Linked DNA regions of Mus musculus: region 1 is linked to region 2. A link is a loop called in an ENCODE intact Hi-C map of the cell type or tissue named here. Cell type or tissue: left cerebral cortex. All regions are shown on one strand.

The links. Hi-C counts contacts between places; a loop is a spot of excess contacts. Peaks named below come from ENCODE experiments on the same cell type or tissue, not always from the same donor. Only the 100,000 strongest peaks of a DNase experiment are listed, where the experiment ranks them.
Region 1: a loop joins it to region 2, with 2.8 times the contacts of the local background. A loop is called at or near these places in 5 of 42 quality-filtered maps.

Annotation. Positions count from the first base shown.
Region 1 is chr4:46,127,197-46,135,196 of GRCm38, forward strand. Tstd2 (thiosulfate sulfurtransferase (rhodanese)-like domain containing 2) reads right to left here. Exons shown (of 10, transcript NM_173033.3): 3 at 4,647-4,960; 4 at 2,031-2,151. Among named protein-coding and RNA genes, the nearest start is that of Tstd2, 7.3 kb to the right of the region's middle. In left cerebral cortex, a CTCF peak has its summit at 3,201 (motif pointing right); DNase peaks (open chromatin) are centred at 2,224, 3,222 and 4,771.
Region 2 is chr4:45,405,945-45,413,944 of GRCm38, forward strand. It overlaps Slc25a51 (solute carrier family 25, member 51), which reads right to left and starts at 2,822. Exons shown (of 3, transcript NM_001009949.3): 1 at 2,751-2,822. Gm46852 (a long non-coding RNA gene) reads left to right here and starts at 3,446. Exons shown (of 3, transcript XR_001784277.2): 1 at 3,446-3,533; 2 at 6,965-7,094. In left cerebral cortex, a CTCF peak has its summit at 3,592; DNase peaks (open chromatin) are centred at 2,435, 2,974 and 3,541; H3K4me3 peaks cover 2,217 bases; H3K27ac peaks cover 1,526 bases.

The DNA.
Region 1 (8,000 bases), 720 kb after region 2:
AGGAGCTAGAGAAAGTACCCAAGGAGCTAAAGGGATCTGCAACCCTATAGGTGGAACAACATTATGAACTAACCAGTACCCCGGAGCTCTTGACTCTAGCTGCATATGTATCAAAAGATGGCCTAGTAGGCCATCACTGGAAAGAGAGGCCCATTGGACTTGCAAACTTTATATGCCCCAGTACAGGGGAACGCCAGGGCCAAAAAGTGGGAGTGGGTGGGTAGGGGGGTGGGGGGGAGGGTATGGGGGACTTTTGGGATAGCATTGGAAATGTAAATGAGGAAAATACCTAATTAAAAAAAATAAAACTTAAAAAAAAAAAAAGACAAGAGCTATAGAAGGCACACTGAGGAACATGAATTTGGATGGGAGGTCAGGAAAGGCCTCTGAGAAAAAGTCATTATAATAGAGATCTGAAGCTTCAGAAGAGTTAGACTAGACAGAGTGGGGGTGGGTATCAACTTTCAAGAGAATTCGCCTCAAAAAAAGGCAAACAAAACAAGACTCGGTGGGTCCCAGAAACCAAAGAACATGAGTGGGAAATTTCAGCCAAGGGCCCTGCTCTTGCAGCAGCCTAGGCTGTGTCAAGGGCTTCACCCACCTGTCGCTGCTGGAGCTGTTCTAACAAGATCATTCTGGCTGCTGCACTGGAGAGCAGATTAAGGTGAGAATCGGGGAAGTTACCACACAGACGAGATAGAGCATGGTCAGGGCGATGAAGTGGAAAAGAGAAGAAAACGGATACTTTCAGGACAGGGCGTGGGAATGAGCTGCACGGGTGGGTGATACCAGCACTTGTCAAACAATGTGGGCGTGGAAAACAGCACTGTCCATGAGTTTACTGGGGAATAGGAGAACCACAACCACCAGGTTCTCAGAAGGTCGCTACTTCTCTGATGGTTCATATATGCTTGGCCCAGGGAGTGGCACTATTAGAAGATGTGGGCTTGGAGTAGATGTGTCACTGTGGGTGTGGGTTTTAATACCATGGTCCTGGCTGCCTGGAAGTCAGTATTCTGCCATGTTCCTGCCTTTATAATGGACTGAACCTGTGAACCTGTAAGTCAGCCCCAATTAAATGTAGTCCTTATAAGAGTTGCCTTGGTCATCTGTCTGTTCACAGCAGTAAAACCCTAACTAAGACAACTTCCTTTTGATTTAAAATTTAAAAGTATTTAATGTGCATAGGCATAGCGCTGGAAGATAAGCCACAGAGGGCATTTTACAAAAGTAAACACCATCCTGTCCTGCAGAGGTGTGACCATTTGGGAACATGCTTCCTCTCATAGCACACACTCATAGATACCGGACAAACATGCAGTTTTAATTTCCTTTATTCTACAGTTTCCAATCCTTACAGAGCCTGTTAAGTGCTGAACCTTGTTCCAGCGCTGAGAATGCCCCAGTGAAGGCAAAGCTTCTGACCTCACGAGGCCCCCCCACAAGGGAGACAGGCTCTCCTCTCAGACTGCAGGAAGTCTTTAAGCAGCAGCAAAGGCAGGGCATGGTGAGGACCCTGCACACTGTACTGCTGAGGGAGCAGCACTGGAGTGGCACTCGCTCAGAGTACAGGAGGCCTGACAAGGAGGGGAGGGCCGCACAGAAGGGAAGGAGTAAATGTCACACCTGAGATCACCAGAGACCTGATTCTAGGAAAACCAAGGTGTGACTTGTAATCAAACATGCAGAATCTATAAGAGGCTTTGGAGTTCAGTACATTTCCCTGTCTCAGCTGACAGATGTATCAGAACCTAGCCATGCCCACGAATGTTTCCAATCTATAACAACAATGAATTAAAAAAAAGGTAACAAAACCTGAAATATTTACTATTTGACCCTTTAGGTATAGGGTGACTGAGGCCTGGTCTATAAGCAACATATCAAGAGCTGGTTTATTCTTTACCCTGCAAGCAGGGTTTCCCTCCTTTCGAGAACCCCCATGTGAAGACTTCTCAAAGAGCACAGCTCCTACAATCCAAGATTAAGGAGACAAGAAGAGGCTTGCAGGGCACATCTGGAGCAGGGCTTACCTTGCCTGTAAGGTGCAGGTGATGGCACAGAGCTGTCTGCCAGGCACAGACCCAATGGGGGTCCTCCAAGTCACAGTAGCAGTAATACAGGAGCACCTCTCCTTCCTCGTCACCCTGGCCACTACACAAGGAAAGTCAGAGGAGGGAGCATGTGAGCCACGTGAGCCCCACTTCCCAGTGCACCCACGCAGAGAAGGAGAGCACGGCCACAGGGAGCTACAGTTCCCAGTGCACCCAGGCAGAACTGGAGCCACAAGCAGCCCCACTTCCCAGTGCACCCAGGCAGAGAAGGAGAGCACGGCCACAGGGAGTCACAGTTCCCAGTGCACCCAGGCAGAACTGGAGCCACAAGGAGCTACAGTTCCCAGTGCACCCAGGCAGAGCTGGAGAGCACGGCCACAGTTCCCAGTGCACCGGGGCAGAACTGGAGAGCATTGACACAAGGAGCCCCAGTTCACAGTGCACCCAGGCAGAACTGGAGAGCATTGACACAAGGAGCCCCAGTTCACAGTGCACCCAGGCAGAACTGGAGAGCATTGACACAAGGAGCCCCAGTTCACAGTGCACCCAGGCAGAACTGGAGAGCAGGGCCACAGGGAGCCACAGTTCCCAGTGCACCCAGGCAGAGCAGGAGAGCATGAAGCTGGAACAACCTCTGCCTCCCTCCTATCTTTAGTCTCCTAACATAAGAGCACTTCTCTTCATATTTTCTCTACATAGTACAGTATCTGCACCAGACTTCTTACAAAAAGCAAACTCGCTTCCCTGTCCTCACTTAGCTCTCACACCAGGAGACAGGTATTATTAACCCTACTTTACAGGCAAGCTGGGAATTTGAGCCCACTGTGGCCTATCCTCAATCACAAGGCAGTATCTGGTTTGACTGGCTCACCATGAAAAACATTTTACTTCCATTTTTTCATGTAGTACACTTATCTATAGACGTGTTATTATTGGCCACATAAGACAAACTTTTCTATGTCAGCATGCTCACAGAGTAGCACTAAACCACTGAGAAGACATCACTACTTTAGGAGACCAGAAAAGAGTATAAAAATTCAGTATATAGAATATTGTATTCCCTCTAATTTTTTAAACATTTTATGCATTTAGTATTTTTATGTGTATGGGTGTTTTGCCTTCATGCTTGTCTGTATTTGCAGTGCCCATGGTGGCCAGAAGGTGGCATCAGATCCCCTGGAATCACAGACAGTAGTTATCCAGGAAGTGGATGCTGGGAATGGAACCTGCATCAGCTGGAAATGTAGCTTGCGTTCTTAACCATGAGCCATCTCTCCAGCCTTTCCCAATAATCTTGATGGACGATTGGTCTGTCTAGATGCATATTTGTAAATTCATCAGTGTCTGCCGTGCTCCACCACTCTAGGCAGCAGTGTTCTGTCATGACTCCACCTATCCTTTCACTCTCCTGCTATGGCTACTTACAGTTGTTTCCAGTTTGTCTTTTTAAGTCATTATTTTTTTAAATCTTTATGCCTGTGTGTATGATGTATGTATATGGTAGGAATGTGTTCTTGTATGAATGAAGGCACACGGAGGTCACAATGTGTATGTGGGAGTCCAAGGACAATCTTGGGTGTTGGTCCTCATCTTCCACCGTGTTTGTTCTTCACTGCTGAGTACCCAACACTTGCTGGCCTGGGAGCTTCTGGGGATTCTTGTCCCTGCCTCCCATTTTGCTGTAGAACTGGGATGACCCCAAGCACTCCCACGGCTGGCTTTAAATGGGTCCTGGGGACTGAAACTTAGGTTCTCACATTTATGTGGCAAGCATTTATCCCAATGGACCATTCCTCCAGCCGCTAACATTGGGAAGTACAACTAGTTTATTTTTAGTTAGCATACAAAATAATGTGTTGTTTCCAACATTTTGTTATTACATATAAAACTGCCACAAAAACCCTATAGGTGGAACAACATTATGAACTAACCAGTACCCCGGAGCTCTTGACTCTAGCTGCATATGTATCAAAAGATGGCCTAGTCAGCCATCACTGGAAAGAGAGACCCATTGGACACGCAAACTTTATATGCCCCAGTACAGGGGAACGCCAGGGCCAAAAAGTGGGAGTGGGTGGGTAGGGGAGTGGGGGGAGGTTATGGGGGACTTTTGGTATAGCATTGGAAATGTAAATGAGGAAAATACCTAAAAAAAAAAATATTAAAAAAAAAGGACACATGCTCCACTATGTTCATAGCAGTCTTATTTATAATAGCCAGAAGCTGGAAAGAACCCAGATGCCCCTCAACAGAGGAATGGATACAGAAAATGTGGTACATTTATGCAATGGAGTACTACTCAGCTATTAAAAGAATGAATTAAAAAAAAACAACAACTGCCACAAGCATTCGAGTTTAAGCTTTTATGGGTGTGTGTTTTATTTCTGCTGGCCACACACCCAGGAGTGGATCGCTGGGAAGGAGAATTCTGTACTCTCCCTAGCAACGCCTGGGCCCTTCAGTTGCCTCCCCATGTCAGTTGTATCTACCAAGGCTGCTATTTCTCATTTTCCTATTTCAGTGGGCTATCTGTAGTATCTCATTGTGGTTGAAAATATTTTAAATGTAAACCAAACTACAAAGTGCAAAACTTACCTCCTCAGCTCCTGGGGGCTAACATGGCTCACATCAGGAAGCCAAGCAGACACCTCCTGACTAGGAGTGAGACAGTCTTTGGGGGAGCTCCTTTTGTCTGTGGGCGTAAGGCTCTGTGAGGCACTCAATGCTGCAGTCAGCTGCTTCAGAAGAGACGCAGTCTGCTGGTACACGTCTTCAGCATGCTGTGTGGCCACATGTCTGTGGATGCTGATCTGGTCTGCAAACAGCTGCTGACAACATCGCCACCGTTTTCCCTTAAATTCATAAGAGGGTGCTGGAACTTGTTTGGTTTTGACCAAAAGGGCAAAGGCCTGCAAATAACATTTCAAATACCATCGTTATTTAACGGCCTTAGGTTTAGGGGTAACAAAAGTTTCATTCAAAGCTGGGCGTGGTGGCGCACACCTTTAATCCCAGCACTCGCGAGGCAGAGGCAGGCGGATTTCTGAGTTCAAGGCCAGCCTGGTCTACAAAGTGAGTGCCAGGACAGCCAGGGCTACACAGAGAAACCCTGTCTCGGAAAAAAAAAAAAAAGTTTCATTCAAATCACCTTTTATGGGGGTAGGGTTTCTAGCTTGGCATCCTGCCAGTCTATAAAGCACTCCCAAGAGCAATAGCATGGGCTGCACTGCTTCCAGCAACCTACATACTGACACTGGCTCCATACCCTGGCCTTCCAAACTCAAGCCTCCTACACCCGTGTTCTTCTGCACGTGTCAGAGACATGGACAAATTGGGCACCTCACTGCTCCCACCTCCCTGTCCTCCCCGTCTTCCCCATCCTCCCTGTCCACACTGCTCCCTGAGGTGGGATGATGCTACTCTGTTTTCTCTATTGGAGTCGCTCTCAACCTTCCTAATGCTGCGACTCTTTAATACAGTTCCTCATGTTGTGGTGACCCTCAACCATAAAAGTATTGCTGCTTCTTCATAACTGTAATTTTGCTACTGTTATGAATCGTAATATAAATATCTGGTATACAGGATATCTGATATCACAAGCCACATGTTAAGAACTGCTACTCAGTCAAACAGAAACACTCAAGAGTTCAATGTAGAGGCCTCCTCTGACATCAGTCTGTACAACTCCCACTAAATGCTATTTTTCTACTTTCTAGATATAAAATCTTAGATTTTTACTCTTCCACAGTTGTAAATATTGGCTCTGCTATTTACCTTTGAAAACAAATTAGGAAGTTATTCAGCCTGTAGGTGCCAAATGTATACTTGGAAAAAGTAAATCAAAGAGTTCATAGACGTTAAACAGCATACTTAGAATTACATCCTCATCTGATCAGAAGTCATCGTGCACTCTCGCTTCCCCACCCTGTTTCCAGCTCAGCTAAATGATCCAGTCCATTCACTGCTCCCTGATGCCATCTGAACACTCACCCCTGCCCCCCTGCTTTGCTTATGCTCAGCTTAGTGTCTGGAACACTTTTTAAAATCACCAACATCGTATCTAACTGAAAGGATGCCAGTTCTTGAAAGTACACATTTATAAGGCATTAATTGCAGTGCAAATCAGATAGGAACCTTGAGGAAACTGACAAGGCTGCTCTAAGGTAACAGCCTCTTCCTGTGCATATACCAAATCCATTTCCCTTCTTCCTGGGGTGCTGTATTTCCCAGCCTTTGCAATTAGGCTGTCCAACTGTTTTCCAGTGGCGTGACAGGTGGCAGCTCCACTTCTGGTCCATAAAAGCCTGCCATGTGAGTGCCTCCGTGCTCTCTTCCTCTTTAGTTCCAGTGGGAACTCTGGAAATGTGCTGAGTCCTGCCGAGGTAACATCAGCCTGGGTCCTTGCAGCCTGTGTGTTCATGAAAATGCCTTACTTCTCATATCCCAAGTCCAAACACCTAAGGTGCTCTATCCACTGCAGGTGTGAGGCCATTTGTTACAGTAGCCTTGACCCCACAATTAATACATTAGGAATTTCTATACGACTAATACGGAAGAACACAGAGCAAAGATATCAATACTATGTAGCTATGATAAGCAAAGGGTGGTGTACACCTTTAATCCCAGCAGAGGCAAATGGATCTCTGTGACTTCAAGACCAGCCTGGTCTATAGACCATCTGTAGCAATGAAGCCACTGAAGTGGGTGCTGGCAGTAGCTGTTTCTGTGAGCCTCCTGCACTTGAGACAAGGTAAGTGTTGTAGGATATTTGATCACACTGTGAATCCCAAGACTGTGTTATTTACTGGAAAAAAATGTTTTTACTTATGGTGTGGCACAGCCTTAAAATACACCTTTAATCTAAGAGCTTTCTGCTTGAATACTGTAAACAGGATTAAATTAAATCAACCACAGGTTAAGAAGTGGAACAACCAACCAGATTAAGAAAAAAACCATAGAGAATAAGAGGGATGGATAGAGAGACATTGGGGAAGTAAAAGGATGGGATATCAGGTTGAAGGAGGTTTTTTGGGATGGCAGGAGAGAGGGGCATTGCTTCTTGAACATCAGCTGAGGAGGAAGTGGGTGCTTTCTCTGCCTCTCTGAACTAGCAGGCTGTCACCCTAGCATCTGGCTCCTGAGTCTTCATTGGTAGAAATCAAACGATTGAGATTTTGTTAAAAAACAACAGGGACGTATGAACAGAACCTCTAGACAAAGCCAGTAAGTGAGCTACTTATAAAATTCTCCTAACTTTCTGTAAGTTTGAAATTATTGTAAAACAATACTGGTAAAGGACTTTTGTAACCTCTGAATTTAATTTTCAAGGAAATCCATATAGGCTGACTGGAAGCGGCAGCTGGGAAATTACAGAGACATTTATTCTTCACTAACATGGACCAAGAAGAGGCTCTCCAAGAGGTGAGAAAGCCATATCCAAGCTATATCCTCAGTCAGCCATTTTCCTACTGATGAGCCTCCTGTTCCCTGCTTTTAAGAAGAGTTTTAGCCAATGGTTTCAACAACAACAAACAACAACAACCACCACAACAGGGATCCATGGCTCTGAAGAGGGGCATTGTCATCACTGTTTTTATAGCACAATTACAACAGGATTCTTAGGAACCCTGTAGCATCCTGCAGCGCTCTGTCCTTTCTTCAAAGCACTGAGCTAGCTGGAGGAGACCAAACTTCCCTGGCCAGCATGGTTCATAACAACATCTCTAGATGTCAGCTGCCCTGTTACCTGTCATTCTCCTTCCACTACAGTTCTGAGTTCCTGGGACTCTTTCTACACTAGAAGAAAGATGTCCAACCTTCTCTAGGACCTAGTCTTTTTTTCTTTCTTTCTTTTTTTTTTTTTTTTTTTAATGTATGTAAGTACACTATCACTGTCTTCAGACACACCAAAAGAGGACACTGGTTGTGAGCCATCATGTGGTTGCTGGG
Region 2 (8,000 bases):
ACCTTGGCAGAAATGCCTGATACTATGTAACATCTTATTCTTTTTTTTTTTTTAAGATTTATTTATTTTTATTATATATAAGTACACTGTAGCTGTCTTCAGACACTCCGGAAGAGGGAGTCAGATCTCATTACGGATGGTTGTGAGCCACCATGTGGTTGCTGGGATTTGAACTTCGGACCTTCCGAAGAGCAGTCGGGTGCTCTTACCCACTGAGCCATCTCACCAGCCCCCCCCCCCTTTTTTTTTTTTTTTTTTTTTTTTTTTACTGTCATAGTTAATGTTAAAAATCAACAAAAATCCCTGGTATGGTTGCCCAGGTCTTTTAACTCAGCACTGAGGCAGAAGGATCTCTTGAGTTTAAGAACATCCTGGTCTACATATTGAGTTCCAGGACAGCCAGGACTACATAGAAAGACCTGCTCTACCTCCCTTCCCCTACCCCAAAACCTCACAAAAATGTATACAATCACACACTAGCCTAACAATTTCCAAATTCAGAGACTATTCAGCTCTACACAGTGATCACCTATTCACAGGGTCTCATCATCTAGCTACGGCTGGCCTGGATGGCAGAGGATGGTCTGCACACCCAGCTCAAGTCAGCATCTAACAGCCGCTTACAGCTGTGGTCCTGAACATTAAGTCACCGGTGCCCTTTCGCAAGCACTCTGCTCAGCAAGACTGCTTCCCTGCTTGTGTCCCATCCCCAGCGCTACAAACAAAGGCCACGCTTGCTTTTCCCTTCTGCCCAACTCATTCTTCTGCTCCTTAACAACATTTTGCAAATTAAAGTTGGTCCATCCAATCTGTTACGGCTGAAATAATGGGCCTTGTTGGTCAGCAAACAGAAAATAGCCCAGGCAGTCAGGTATTTACAGACCCCTGTACAAACTACCATAAGAAATGTTAGAAATATTTTTGACCACTTACATTATTAGATATTAAGGGTCTTATACAGAAAAAAAAGTGCCTTTTTTGAGACAGGGTTTCTCTGTGTAGCCCTGGCTGTCCTGGAACCTGATGTGTAGACAGGCTGGCCTTGAACTCAAGAGAACCACCTGCCTCTGCCCCCTAGAGTGCTGGGACTAAAGGTGTGCACCACTATGCTTAGCTAAAATGTAATGTTTTGCAAACCTCCCAGATGTCAGACTTAAAGCATTCCTGTCAGCTGCACCCTGCCTACCAGGGTGGTGTGACTAGCGTCTTTTTTTTTTTTTTTTTTTTGGGTTATGAGCTTAACAGCTTTAACAGCTGAGCCATCTCTGCAGCCTGTAACAAGTTTCTTAATGCAGCAACAAGAAGGAAAAACAGTGTGCAGTGTTCTGATAAGAGTTTAGAAGGCTCATCAAGTAAGGAGCTAACTGCCAATCAGCTCAATCGAGAGGTGGGAGAAAAATTCTGGAAAGTTGTCCTCTGACCTCCATTCAAGCGCCTTGGCACATTAGAGCCCCCCAACCTCCCTCCCCAAATATATATATATAAACTTTAAAACATGGCATGTTTTATAACAACACTCAGATCACTAACTTAACTCTGATAAACTGGTTCCTATTTAAATACTTCCAAATGATAATCTTTTGCAACTTACTATAAAATGTATTTACTACGACTGCTCTAGTTTGCTGTAAGGCACCGAACCTAACACAAGGGAGCAAAATCCACTTTGATCCAATAAGGGTCAAACTTCTGTGATGTAAGCACAGTGTAAATTCTAAATACTCAATGTAACTTTCAGCCCACAGGGATATGCAAAAGCCAGATATGACCTTAGTACAAAGGTCTTTGACCAAAAACAGGGCAAAGGGTGACTGTAATTCTTAAAAGACGTGAATTCCCACTAGTCAGCAGGTCTGAGTCAGCATACAAAACCAGGGTCAGGCAGGGTTCAAGTGCTAGTTACAGCAGGATTTTACCACTGCAAATGCAAAGCAACAGCTGTGACAAAAAAACCCATTATCTTAGCTTCTATCTGACAAAGGAGACTAGAGTCAATTCTTGTCAGAAGTGTCATGTCGCCCTAAGAAACGCTAAGGGTGACGACTCTGGTTTCTCATGTGCCCTGGATCCGAGTCTTCAAATCCTTTCAAAGCAAAGGCGCCGGAGATCCATTTTGGTACGGTAACTCCACACACAATTCATTCTGCTCAATAGACAACAGGTAAAAACTGACAACCAGAAGGTGGGCACTAGGACCAGCTGGGCAGCCTGTAGGGGCCAAGACAAAGGTTAAGCTAAAAGTCGTAAACATGGCCGAGGCGCTGCCATCCTCTACCTAAGCTAGCTACAACAATCCGCACAGAAGGGAACAATTGACGCCCGCCCACCCACCCGCCCGCCTTAGACTCTTTCCTGCGTGATGAAACATGGTGCCTCGGAACGAGCATTCTCCAGGCTTCCATCTGCCCACTCGGGGAGGACGGAGAGGCGCTGGGCGGAATGGCCAGCACCACCGGATACCACGGGCCGCCGCGATCCCGCGGGTGGCAGACAAAGGGAACCACGGGCCACCGCGATCCCCCGGGGCCTGCATCTCCCGAGCTGTGGGCGCCTCCCTGCCGGAGCGCGCCGCAGCACCACAGGGCCCTCGGCCGGAGCCGGGCCGCAGCTGCCGGGACCCGGACGCGTGGAGAGCGCAGGACCTGGAGCTCGGCAGCCCGCGACCCTGCTTCAAGCCTCCCTTCTCTCTGGCCCGAAGCTAGGGCAGCACAGCGGCCTCCGCTCCCCACCGCACCCCACCCAGGACTCACCCACGGCCCGGGGCGCAAGCCCGCAGGACGGCTGGCGAGCGAGCCCGCGCCCGCGCAGGCGCAGACTGGTCCGACCCAGGCAGGGGCGGGGCGGGGCGGGGCGGGACGTCGTCGAGCCACGTGACCAGGGCCCTGCCTCGCTCAGGGTCTGGGTAGCGCTATAGCTGCCTTGTACTGCGTCCGGTCCGGTACTGACTCTTGTCGCACCTTTTGCCAGGCTGTGGGGGTGCCGCTAGTCTCCCCGCCCCCCTGACTTAAGCTGAAGTTATACGGTGGCCTCGTTGTTCCACAAAACAGCAAGCGCGTCATTTAGCGTGTAGTCTGTTGAGATCCAGGGCTGTAGATAGCGCGTGCGTGGAGGCGCGAAAGCTTCTGATGAGGCGATCTCAAAGCTTGGTGGAGAGCTCTTTGTCACCGCACTTCACAGGACACCTGAGTTGTACATGAGGTCATACAGCTAGCCTCTTTTTCCTTAGATGCACACACAGTTTGTGGAGTCTTGGAAGGAGAACCCTGCTGTGAGTTAGGAGAGCCGGGTCAGAATTATAGCCGTGACATCCCTTGAGTGACTTTTGGCAAGTTATTCGTCTCTTCCATGAGTGGGTTCCTCCATGTTGTGACATTTGAACAATGGTTCTGATTTGCAGAACCACAGGCGATAAATGTCAGTGGACAGAAAGGACAAAGTCAGCCTTCGTGGGCAGGCTCTTCAGCAGACTCCTGAATGTGCGACCAGCTTGCCTCTTAGGACTGGGATTATCTCACCATTACACACCGTTCCAGGTGGGTGACCCAGCCTGCTTAGTGTTTACAGGTTTCTGAAGCTGTCGGAAACCACGCCTCCTAGGCCACGCCTTCTAGCGTCAGCAAACGGGAGTGTCAATCTTGGTATTTCAAAGCCTCCTTTAAGGAAGTTTGCCTAGAGATCCAGTCAATGAGTTCCTAAGAGGAAAAAAAATTACAAAACATTTCTTTTTTAAAAGAAAATAGATTTATTCTACTGTTAGCACATGTGTATAAGTACCCAGAGAGGCCAGAATAGGGCTTCAGATTTCTTGATCCTGGAATTATTAAAGGCTGTGAACTGTCCCATGTGGGTGCCAGACTCAAGAAGAGTATATGTTCTTTTCTTTTTCTTTTTCTTTTTCTTTTTCTTTTTTTTTCCAGAGCTGAGGACCGAACCCAGGGCCTTGTGCTTGCTAGGCAAGCGCTCTACCACTGAGCTAAGTCCCCAGCCCCTTTTTTTGTTTGTTTGTTTGTTTGGTTTGGTTATTTTCGAGACAGAGTTTCTCTGTATAGCCCTGGCTGTCCTGGAACTCACTCTGTAGACCAGGCTGGCCTCGAACTCAGAAATCCACCTGCCTCTGCCTCCCGAGTGCTGAGATTAAAGGTGTGCGCCACCAACGGCCCGGCACAGTGTATGTTCTTAACTGAGTGACCAAGCAACCTCTCCAGCACCCAACCCTCAAGTCTTAAAATAAGTTCCTGATTTTGGGTTGGGCCACACTGCTAGTGTCCTCTGCCACACGTACAGTCATGGCTCCCTGAGGAGGTGCCAGCTGTGCAGCAGGTACCTCCAAGGGAGGTCAGAGTCTGATGGACCCAAAGCCTACAAAAGCAGAAGTATGAGAGGCTTTCCCCTTGAGAAGGTGTGGGAACAAAAAAACGGGGCCCGGGGGAAGTGGGAAAAGGGAAAAAAGGCCCACACCCCGCCAGAGTTTCCCTATCCTATGACCACCGGGGTTCAGACCTCAGCTCGACTGGAGACCAGCCTGTCTGTGCAGAGCCCAGTGCCCCACAATAAGGAACCAGGGACAGATTCATGGGGTAAGAGGTGTTTGAACTGGGCCTCAGGGTGATCTGATGGAATATGGGCCAGAGAAGGAAGTCACCTCAACAGTGGGAGGGAATAAGACAGTAAATGCCAGATAGTGGGCCTGTTAGTGCAAACCTCCCTCCCCTGTCATAAGCACAAGGGACAGGTTTTTGGATCTCATGGTTTAGAACAACCAGGCAACAATTGGGGAAAGGGCATTTACCTCAAAATTATGTTTGCCTTGGCTTCTGTGAATTTCTATTCAAATGTATTATTCAAAAAGCAAAGAAACCAGGCAGGTATCCAGTGTGTTCATAAGCATAAATAATTAATTTCAGATTAGAATGGAAAGGTTATTCTCCTGTGTGTGTGTAGGGGGGGGACATAAAGGGAAAGATTGGAATTAAACATACAGTTAGGGATGTAACCGACGCAGAAGAGTGTCCCTCCCTCCTCACCAGAACACTCGTGTCTGGATGGAGCCAGTGCGGTCCTGTCATGCTGCAGGCCACAGTGCAGGCCTCTAGCTTCTTCTCAGAAGCTTCCAGGGACTTTACTCACTGTTCTTGAAGATCTGTAAAGATGAAAGCCACCTGTTTTTAAATCTAGAATTCATCATCAGGATAGCTTTCCATATCCAGCCCCATTCATTATCCGTCTATCTTTTGTTGGTATCCTAAAACTGTTCTACCTCCACAGGGGCCTCGGACAGCGTCCTCTAACCCAGGTGTGTTTGTGTCATTGCTCAGCTTTGGGACCTTCCCAGGCAACCCATTTCTTAACTTGGCACACAGGACAGTCCACGGTCGGGCTCCTCTGCCTTGCTGTGACCTTCTCCCTAGCTAACCTTCTGAAATGCAGTCCTGGGCGACTGCTCATGTTTTGCAAATCCTTGTGTTCTATAAACCTTGTCCTTGTCACCATCAAAGTTTCACCCAACATGGTAGCCTGGCAAGGTCCTATTGCCTCTTCCACCTAAGGCTTTCCCTGGTCACCTTGGGCAAAAGTGACTCCTCTTGCTGCCTCTTCCCAGACACAGAGAGGTCAGAATGTTACGGTTGCCCAAAAAAGGTGTCTCTTTCCCACAAACAAATCCCAAGAACAGAACGTTCTGACTCATTCTTGGCTCTTCAGCTTAAAAGTTTGGCTCCAAAGGAAGCATAGGTGTTTGCCAATAAGCTGGAGGTGGTGGCACACTCCCTTAGCACTTGGGAGGCAGAGGCAGGCAGATCTCTGTAAGTAAGTTCACGTTCCAGGACTCTGCCAGGGCTATACAGGAAAACCCTGTCTCAAAGAGAAGGAGGAGGAAGAGGAGGAAGAGGAAGAGAAGGAGAAGGAGGAAGAAGAAGAGGATTGACAAAATAAAGCAGAATAAAATGCTGTTATCGAGCAGAGGTTTAAGAAGGGCTTCTAGGAGCTCAGGCTAACTTGGTGGTGCAGGCTTTCTCAGCACACTTAGGACTGTGTCTCTGGGTCTTTGGGAGAGGTACATGGGAACGCTGCTCTCTCATCGTTTTAAGGACTCCTTACCTGCCCCACCCCACCGCCATGCCTTCTAGGAATCTGCCATGTGCCCACCCCAGGGCCAACTTAACAGTCAGTCCAACTTAACAGCTAGCTTTATGCAAACTGCTGCTACTGAGTAGCTCTGCTCAGATAGAGTCACCTCTGGTCACCCTCTACTTGGGGGCTGCTGCCCTTCCTCTCTGTTCTGCTCATATTTCCCAGGCGACTCTAATCTTTTGGGCCTAACTCTGCCACTCCCCTTCACACCCCTAGGCTCTGTCCCTAGCCTTGATTCCCTCCCTGACCTGGGAAACACACACATTTTGTCCCCTCTGCCCAGAAGAAAATGTCCTGTCCCTTCTTCACCCCTCAGTTCCAACAGCACCCCCACCCTCCACCCCCCACCCCCATCCCTGCTGTCCCTGACCTGACCTCACTGCCTCAGGCTGCAGTGTCCTCTCCACTGGCAGCCCTTCCCTGGAAACCACACGTCGCAGATTCTACAGTCTGTCTGTCCAAATGCTGGGTATGTCAGCTCTGAGACCTGGTCCTTTTCTTGGTTCCTTTCCAACTTTTTATTTTTCTCTTGAGAAGCCGGAGCTGGAGCCCAGGGCCTTGCACAAGCCAGGCAAGTGTTTCCTCTCTGAGGCTGCACCCCGGGTCCCTTGGCGCGCCTTTCCAAGCCTGTATCTGTAAACAGGAGTCAAGGTTAACTCCTCAGCCGAGAGACTCTCTATTCTGTCTGTTCATTCACATATTTCCATGGGGATGAGAGCCCAGCAAGTCAATGATGGTTTTCCCCAAACTGTGTGCACATTTGACATCTCTTTAAAAAAGGGGGGGGGATGTAGCCCAGTTCTAGACCATTGGCTTAGTATGTGCTTAACCCTAGGTACCATCCCCAGACACTGCAAAACGAAGCCCAACCCCCGCTCGGAGATCCAAATTTGGCTGCTTTGCAGTGGCATGACCTTGCCGTCAGTGGCGATCTCCCAGAGATTCAGCCTATGGGAGCCAGGTTGGTAAGTAACCGGCTCCTGGGATGGCGCTTGCACAGCAGACGCTGCAGAGATTCCCTAGATCTGCTGGGCCAGACTTGTAATCCTAGAAGTCAGGAGGCTGCGGCAGGGTGATGAGAACTCATGGCCAGCCTTCACCACACATCAAATTCAAGGGTACCAGACACACACCAATGTATTGTCCCAGTCCTGAGGCAGAGTAGGTCAGGATTTCTGAGGGAAAGCCCGATCAGCCGGCCTATAGATTTGACATGTGTCTCCAATGATCTTTAGGTAATTTTGAGGAAACGACTCCAAATTGAGATCCTAACCCACGGTAATGACTGGAGGTCTCTTAGGAATCAGGAATGTACATGAATGGGCTCACAGCCCAGCAGAGAAAGAGTGCTAAGGAGGTATGAGGGGTTGCTTGAGGTGGGGTGCTGCCAAGCGCCAAGACAGTAAAAGAAGCAGGACCAGCTGCAGTCAGGGAAGACTACCTGGAAGAGGCAGTCACAAAAGATGGCCAGGACTCCAGCAAGATGGCCTCAGGACAAGCATAGCTTAGGAAGAAGGGCTCAAGGGAAGAGACAGCAGGTTGCTCCTTCGGTGGACCTTGTTCCATCCATCAATGGTGCTTTTCTCTCAGGCACACCTAAGCGTCAAGCTTCATCCCAGAAAGTTTGGTGACCTCTGAGTAGGGTCAGGAGACACCTCATTTGGTATCTGAGTGACACACAAACTTGTGAAATACAAACAGGTTTTTATCTAGTAAAAGGCCAGTCAGTACACAGCAAACATTTGCACAATGCTCTAGGATTTCCAAGCAGTTACACAATAACTATTCCCTCTGACGTCACATGGTTTGTGTGTTGGGAGAAATCCCTTGACCTGTGTTTACCTGGTAGAGGTGGGGTGGGGCTGTCCCAC